Regions from separate parts of the Homo sapiens genome. Here all the other regions are linked to region 3. Evidence: chromatin contacts called from ENCODE Hi-C or POLR2A ChIA-PET data. All regions are on one chromosome and are shown on one strand. The core of a region is the stretch at or near the end of the contact, and the rest is flanking DNA. Distances in the headings are between cores, read along the strand shown.

The links. Hi-C counts contacts between places; a loop is a spot of excess contacts on that map. ChIA-PET counts read pairs that join two places held with the same protein, here RNA polymerase II (POLR2A). Pooled maps may share reads with other maps.
Region 1: a map with no recorded cell type shows a loop between it and region 3 (2.8-fold over the local background). The contact joins two enhancer-like sites. A Hi-C loop is called at or near these places in 1 of 37 single-sample maps with no recorded cell type. POLR2A ChIA-PET finds 5 or more read pairs at or near these places in 2 of 52 experiments (CD8-positive, alpha-beta memory T cell and OCI-LY7).
Region 2: a pooled map shows a loop between it and region 3 (3-fold over the local background). The contact joins the promoter of LINC00544 here to the enhancer-like site in region 3. A Hi-C loop is called at or near these places in 6 of 50 pooled maps. POLR2A ChIA-PET finds 5 or more read pairs at or near these places in 2 of 52 experiments (T-cell and activated naive CD4-positive, alpha-beta T cell).

What each region holds. Positions count from the first base shown.
Region 1 is chr13:29,757,386-29,760,085 of GRCh38, reverse strand. No RefSeq gene overlaps it. Among named protein-coding and RNA genes, the nearest start is that of UBL3, 92 kb to the left of the region's middle. RefSeq lists an enhancer at 966-1,015. Within about 2 kb of position 1,370, at least 5 of the 41 ENCODE cell types and tissues checked have a DNase peak (open chromatin) inside an H3K27ac peak, as active enhancers do.
Region 2 is chr13:29,935,170-29,937,869 of GRCh38, reverse strand. It overlaps LINC00544 (long intergenic non-protein coding RNA 544), which reads right to left and starts at 1,339. Exons shown (of 5, transcript NR_033889.1): 1 at 1,169-1,339; 2 at 589-668. RefSeq lists enhancers at 1,906-2,025, 2,156-2,275.
Region 3 is chr13:30,568,797-30,571,496 of GRCh38, reverse strand. It overlaps a transcript of HMGB1 not described here. Among named protein-coding and RNA genes, the nearest start is that of USPL1, 48 kb to the left of the region's middle. RefSeq lists a silencer at 1,311-1,605. Within about 2 kb of position 1,377, at least 12 of the 41 ENCODE cell types and tissues checked have a DNase peak (open chromatin) inside an H3K27ac peak, as active enhancers do.

The DNA of each region.
Region 1 (2,700 bases), core at 121-2,620, 810 kb after region 3:
TATTCCATTCCATTGGTCTATGTGCCTGTTTTTATACCAGTACCATGCTGTTTTGGTTACTGTAGCCTTGCAGTATAGTTTAAAGTCAGGTGGCATGATGCCTCTGATGTCTCCAGCATTGTTCTTTTTGCTTAGGATTGCCTTGGATATTGGGGCTCTTTTTTGGTTCCATATGGGATTTAAAATAGTTTTTTTTCTGGTTCTGGGAAGAATGTCATTGGTAGTTTGATAGGAATACCATTGAATCTATACATTGGAGGAGCTGCTGACTTTGCTAATTGTGGGGCCCGATGCTCTGTACTTCTTGAGAAGTAGTCTGTTCATTGGCGCTTTTTCCAGTTCAAAGCATGATATACATAGAAGACAGTGTTAGGCATCAACATCTACTCCAAACCTTATGAAATAAGCTTACAAAAAGATGAGATAAAATATGAAGATGCTTCTGTGTATTCAGATCTCTGAAAAATAAGTATCTGCTATATAGTCACAAATTATTCTGATGAAGGGAAAAGAGGTATCTAAAGAGACCATTGTGGCTACAAGTCAGCTCTCCAATCTCATAATTTTAAAAGACACGAACAGAAAGTGGGAGTTTGGATATATAAATCAAGGATGAATATAAGTGCCAAACACCTCTGAGAATAATGTTGGAAAGGCCTGGGATGAGCTAGAGTTGACAGAAAAATAATAAAAACTACATATTTGTTATGGTCACACAAAAGACAGCAGGGATACATCCCATGGTTCTCAAGTGTGGCTGTACATTAGAATCACTTAGGGAGTTATAATTTTTTACTTTTCAATATCGATGCCTGGGCCTCATACCACCCACCTTAAATCTGAACACCTATGGCTTGGAGCAGATGCCCTAGAAGGGAGCACACTCTAAAGCTGGGAATAAGAACAGTTAATGTGGAACTGGAAACCAACCGAGGTGATGAAGACAGGAAGCAGGTGCCCAGCTACCTTGGTTCAAGTCACCAGACCCAGTTAAAGTTATATTTCCGAGTTCTAAAGGACCTCATGCACTCTGAGTAACCTGTTCCTCTCCCAGTTTCATTGTCAGAAGTGGAGGGCAAGCCCCAGGCACTCTGTCGCAACCTCACCATTATCATCTGCTCTGAGACCACAAGGAACCGCAGACAGCCACGTCACCTCTCAGCGTCCTCACTGGAGTCTCTCTGTGGGCCCAGGACATCCCCTTTTCTATTCCCATTTTCTGTCACACACCATCCCCCATTCCAGAAACCCTTCACTGGCCTCTGGAGGTCAGGCTCCATTGGAAACTTGCCATATGCCCTCGACCTCCTCTCTGAAAGTTACCTTCACTTTCTTGCTCTGACCCCTGACTCCCCTGAGGGCACTGCCTCCTTTGCCATCCTGGGAGTGTTCTGTATTTTAAGGCTGTCATTTATTGACTGTTTACTTAGTGACAAGCACTGTTCTGTGGTCGTGACGTAGGTCCATTTTACAGATGATAAAACAGGCCCAGAGAAGTCCCATTTATTCTTTGAACATTGAAGTTTCATTTTCTCACGCAAAGACTACTCTTAAAAATATGACATAATTTTTTTCTGTTTTTTAAAATTGATATTTTTCCATTGTAGGACTGTAATCTCATGATTACAGAAAAGTATGAGGTGAAAAAAAAATGAATCCCACTATCCAAAATCAGCTCTTAATATCTTGGTGAATTTCCACTAGTCCTCTTTATTAATATGTATACATTAAAATAAAAATAAAAGAGTACTATATACAGAGTTTGTATGTGATTTTCATCTTTACATATCACAAGCATATTCCCAGAATATTAAATCTTTGAAAACGCATTTGCTTATAGCTCTACAATACTCCATTTTATAGGCATGCCATTTTCATCTATTTAATGTTAAAACCAAGTGAAATAGCACTACAGCCCTGCCAGAAGGGCTAAAATGAAAAGGACTGACAATAGCAAGTGTCAGGATTCAGAGCAACTGAAATACTCAGATATTCTTAGGTGGAATGTAAGTTGAACAATCATTTCACAAAACTTTTGTAGTATCTACCGAAGCTAAAAGTATATTTATACCCTCTGATGTAACAATTATACCCCAGGATAAATATCCAGCATGAAGAATGCATCTGTCCATTGGAGACAAGCACAAGAGAGCCACTTCATTAAGAAACTACAAGCAACACAATGTCCATTAACAACAGAATGGGTTTTTAAATGGTGGTGTGTGTTCATACAATGAAATATCACAAAGCGACATAACACACTACTGCTACATGAAAAAACTTCAAGGAAAGAAGCTTCAAGGGAAGAAACTTGAAGGGAAAAAACTTCAAGGGAAGACGTAAAATAATATATACTGTATGAGCTCTAAATAAAGTTCATAAACAGGCAAAACTAGCCTATGATGATGAAGTCAGAAAAATGGCCACTTTTTGTGGGGGATGCTATTGACCAGGAGAGAGAATGAGAGGACCTCCTGGGGTGCTGAAAATATCCTGTATCTTGAAATGAATGGTGGTTCCGTGGGAGTATTAATACCCCCACATAAAAACTAATCAAACTTGTATTAGTCCATTCTTGCATAGCTATAAAGAAATACCTGAGCTAGGAGTGGTGGCTCATGCCTGTAATCCCAGCACTTTGGGAGGCTGAGGCGGGCGGATCGCCTGAGGTCAGGAGTTTGAGACTAGCCTGGCCAACAT
Region 2 (2,700 bases), core at 90-2,589, 630 kb after region 3:
GGACTGACCTTTGGTACAATGTTGGAAATATGAAAGAAATATAAATGTAACATTTTAAATTTCTGAAACGAGGAATAATTATCAATTTCATATACACAAAGTAAGCCCAGTAGGCAGGCCTACTAGAGCAGTGGTCTCCAAATTTTTTGGCATTAGGGACGGGTTTCATGGAAGACAATTTTTCCACAGATGGGGTCCGGGGGATGATTTTGGAATGAAACTGTTTTGCCTCATCCTCAGGCATTAGATTCTCATAAGAAGCACCCAACCTAGAGCCCTCACTTGCGCAATTCACAATAGAGTTCACGCTTCTATGAGACTCTTATGCTACCGGCTGATCCGACAGGAGGCAGAGCTCACGTGGTAACGCTCACTTGCCCACCGCTCACCCCCGGTTGTGTGGCCCGGTTCCTAACAGGCCACAGACTGGGACTGGGACCTGCCCGAGGCTGTGGGGTTGGGGATCCCTGTGCTAGAGGCTCTCAGAAGCATTCTCCATCTCCAGATAATATTCTGTCCCTCCACATGTGAAGGAGACACAGAGCTTTCCTGATGGAGCCTGGCAGGTCTGTCTGTCTTTATACACACCCATTGTATAGAGAAGTATTCTGGATCCAGGGTATATCATGATCATTGTCAATTTTCAGAACATCTCCTGGGCTGGTGAACTGTGGTTAGATAATAAAGAGTTGCTGGTGAAATGCCTCAGGGTGTGGTTAGAAAAAAGAAAGAAAAACAAGTGGTAATATAGGGTGCGGGGGGAGGTATGGGGAGGCTGGGTAACTGTGATTTTTAACTCAAGAAGGAAAAAGGGAGAGGAGAAAAAATGAAGACTCTATAGCTCATCTAGAGTGAGCCAAATTGGATCCCAAACACTAACACTTAATGCACTAAAAACTGTATAATTCAAACATCTCTCAACACAGAAGATGGGTACCACGTGTGTAACAAAACATAATTGAGCTGAGGTGAATCCCTGTCCTTAAAAGAGGTTTATAAGCTAATAGTGGTGATGAAGGTGAGGAAGACTCTTAGTTCCACTCAGAAAGTGAGAGGATCTGAATACTCCAGAAAAGGAAAAAGATAAGAGGAGAGATGAAATGAGATTGGCAAATTGTTGATGATTGTTGAAACTGAGCAATGAGTATTGAAAGGCAGGGATCATTACCTGACTCTTCTATCCAGGAGGCCGTTAGTGGACCAGGAAGTCAGGACAAGATCTGAGGTGAAGAGCTGGTGAGGAGTGAGACAGCTGCCAAGGTCCACCTTGTTCCCCTAAGGAGCTGAGCTCTTTCTCTTCCTTCCTTTTAGACAGGTTCATTAAAGCTGGCCCACTCCACATGACCTAGAAGGACTGGGTCAACCCTGAAAGGTTTGCTCCATAGCCCAGAATGACAACCTCTGACATCACAAATGCAGGATTGGAGAAGGCATAGTTGGCATGCAAGCCGTATTGATTTTTTTACAAATCAGAGCTTCATGCTTGCTGCTGAGAACATTTCACCGGGCCACGAAGCTGCTGCAGGAAGTTTTCAAGTCCTCTCCTCTACACCGTGACCTTAACTTAGAGAGCACTCTCAGCCCCTCCTCCCATCCCCCCGCACCTGCCCAGGTGGGCCCCACTGCTCTCCACACCCACACCCACCTGGTCGTTGCTCTCTACCGAGGAGGCTCTCCCTGCTTTGCTGTGCTTTTGTCAACTTTCCTGCAGCTTCCCTGTTCTGGGAGGCTGAGCTAGAGTGGAAACGACCAGCTTCCCCAAACAGGCAGCTCCGAGAAGGCGTCTGCTCCGCGTCTGCTCCCACTGAGCCAAGGTCCAGCCCAAACGCTCAAATTAGAGCTTGTTAGCCAATTGCTGAAAAACTGCAGGGGGACTCATTTGTAAGCAAACTAATGAGACATCCCAGGATAGAAAGCCTGGTTTTATTTTTAGCATTTCAGAGCTGACACCCCAAACACCTCTATAACCACCTGCCAGTCTGAAGAGGGAACAAGCAGAGCTCAGGATGTGGTGCCGTGCGAGGGCGGTAAGTGGAAGGAAGCAGCGCATGGGGAGGGTGCCTTGGAGACCAGAGGAGCACAGCAAGGGGAGGATGCTCAGCTCTCACACCTGCTCTGTCTTGGTCATAATGAAAAAACAGCTCTGACACAGGGAGTGTGTCAGAACACCACAGTACCCTCTGGGACTGTGTGGGAAAACAAAAAACAAAAACCAAAACAAGGGAGACTCCTTCCCTCTTAACCTCAAATGGTCCCTCTTAACTCCAGACCCTTGAGCGTCTTGCTCCGCCACTGCATGGGGCAGGTGCAATGTACTCTGTGATCTGTGATCTCCTTGCTATATTCCTGGCAGGGGCTCTGCTACTGTGGGCTTTCACAGCATGACTCCAGCCTTGCTGCACTCAGGCCTCACTGTCACCAAGTGGGCTGGGGCTGCCCACCAGGGGGGCATGCAGGGCCTTTCCCTCTCCCCATGCCCTGGTCTCAGGTACACTGCTGCTGCATGCCAGCTCTTTTCTGCTGCATCCTATGCAGCCACTGGGCCACTTGCTCCTCCCAGGCAAATGCTGAAGAGACACTCTGCTCTTCAGCAGATTGGTGCACACCTATATTTAGCCACATTGTGGAATATAGTGACAATGATACTTTGTACTCAGGAGACACCTTTTATCAGAGGAGTGTGATGCACTCTGCAAACAT
Region 3 (2,700 bases), core at 128-2,627:
TGGTGAAACCCCGTCTCTACTAAAAATAAAAAAAATTAGCCGGGCATGGTGGCACATGCCTGTAGTCCCAGCTACTTGGGAGGCTGAGGCAAGAGAATCACCTGAACCCGGGAGGCGGAGGTTGCAGTGAGCCAAGATTGCGCCACTGCACTCCAGCCTGGGCGAGAGAGCGAGACTCCATCTCGGAAAAAAAAAAAAAAAAAACCATTTTTTTGCTAATCCTGGAAGAGGACTTTCTCACACTCATATTACTTTTTTAAGTTGTCAAACTTTCTACATTGTTTCTTGTCTTACCAAAATCAAAATAAAACAATACAGAATAAAATGACTATATATATCACAAATTTTCTTGTGATTGTGCATTCCTAATCAGAATAAGATTTTTCTTCCACCTTCTAGCTACTCTTATTCTTTTAAATTTGAATTTATGAAAATATATGTAATGAATGCACACATTTATTCATGAGCCTGACTTTTGAACATGACTATTTTTAAAAGGCCTATGATACTATTTTTTGAGAATTGATTTATGTGAAAAATCTTACAAGAATATGAAAGTGAAAGCACATTAGGTAATATATTTAGAGAATTGCCTTTATTTAAGAAGAAGGAATTGCATGAAATTAGAACTCCCCCAGAAAATACAGAATATAGAACCATCATCTCTATGGAGTGTGGCCCTTATCTATTTAATGGTATCTTGGTAGAGTGCTTAACACAGGGGCACAAAAAGATGGCCATTTAATAATAGCTTTTAATAACCAGGAGATGAACTTCCTTTGATATGAAGAAGTAACCAACATTACGCTTTTATTCTCATTGTTCCTAAGGGTGTAGGAAGCAGAGCATTTAATACAGTGCTTAAACAAGAAAGCTGCACACAAAATCAGAAGTGTACCATGTAGAAAGATGATTTACAAAAGCTCAATTACATGAAGGATATGTAAGTAGACCCCTATGTGTCAGCGTGTGGATGCAAATTGATAAACACTTACTGAAATTGCTTGTCAGAAAGCTAAGCGATCATAAAGATGCAGAAGTTCAAAGTGAAAAAGTCATCTTAGACTAAGTAAAATGAGAATCCCGTTATGCATTAAGGCAGTTTTGCAATACCTAAAAGTTTTCACTAGCATTTGGAAAGTCATAAGTGAATTTTGTAGAGAATGAGAACTTGAATCATTATTACTTTCTTTCTTCTTTATTTTTAATAGAGAAAAGGTCTCGCTATGTTGACCAGGCTGGGCTTAAACTCCTGGCCTCAAGTGATCCACCCATCTTGGCCTTCCAAAGTGCTGGGAGTAACAGGCATGAGCCATTAGTGTACTTGTTTAAGCAGAGCGAGGCTTCCAGGCAATGCCTCAGACTTCTTTTTCCCTCCTACTCTCTCGTGAGTCATCAAAACCAGTGTGCTGTCCTTCACTTACAAAGAAATCGCTGTTGACCCATCAAGGGGGAATGCACTGGGTTTGTAATAATCTGTTCTGCTTTCTCTCGTCTTCCTCCTACCAAAGCCCATGCATTTACAAACTTCTAGGCAGGCTAGGGAACTGTTGCTGCTGGCTGTAGATCAGGATTGGCATCACCAGACCTAGAGATAAAATGCACGACCTCTAGCCTCATGAACACAAGCACTGATTCAGGTTATAAAGTATTTACATTTGATTTTGGTGTCTTAAAGCCTTCTTATTTACATTTTTTATCTAATCTTCCCACCTCTACAGTTTTCTGCTGCCTAGTAACTTATACTTCTGCTCTTTATCCATGAGAGCGCACTCTGGGAAAGGTGATATAGGAAAGAAGTTGATGTGATTAAGAGCAGGGGCTTTGGAAATCAGACTGAGTAGCTCGAGGCCTGGTTCTGCTACTTAGTAAATATGTCATCTCAGACAAGTGACGCACTTATGAACATTGTCTTCTCAGTGTTCTCATCTATAAAATGGGGATAATGCCTACCTCCCAGAATCCTGTAGAGGTTAAACAAGGTAATGTATTTAAGGTGCCTAGTACACTGCCTAGCATATACAAATGCATACTAGACAGCCAAAATGAAAAAGGAACTAGGCTTGTTTACACTAAGACTGGTGCATTTAACACAGGGATAATGTCTTAGCCCACAAAAATTCACTTTTTTGACAGGATATAAAGACATAATCTCTAGTTATGGAATGAGAAACAGTACACAGTTGGTGGAAAGAGGCCAAGTTTGAAATGGGCCTGTCCGAGCACTTTTATAATCATATAATTCATAGGTACATGCCTGTGTTGCTTAATGCAGAACTACAGACCTTTAACAACTTCTTTTTGCTACGTAAGACTTGGCTGTGTCCTAGGATGAAGGAGTCTAGCTCTGTCACCCAGGCTGGAGTGCAGTGGCATTCACTACAACCTCCACTTCCTGGGTTCAAGCGATTCTTCTGCCTCAGCCTCCTGAGTAACTGGGATTACAGATGCACACCACCATGCCCAACTAATTTTTATTTTTAATAGAGATGGGGTTTCACCATGTTGGCCTGGTTGGTCTCAAACTCCTGACCTCAAGTGATCTCCCCGCCTTAGCCTCCCAAAGTGCTGGGGTTATAGGTCTGAGCCACCACGCCTGGCCCTATTTTTATTTTTTTATACTGTGTATTAGAGTCCTAATACTGCCATTGCCATAACAAATGACACACAAACTTGGTGGCTTAAAACAACAGAAATTGA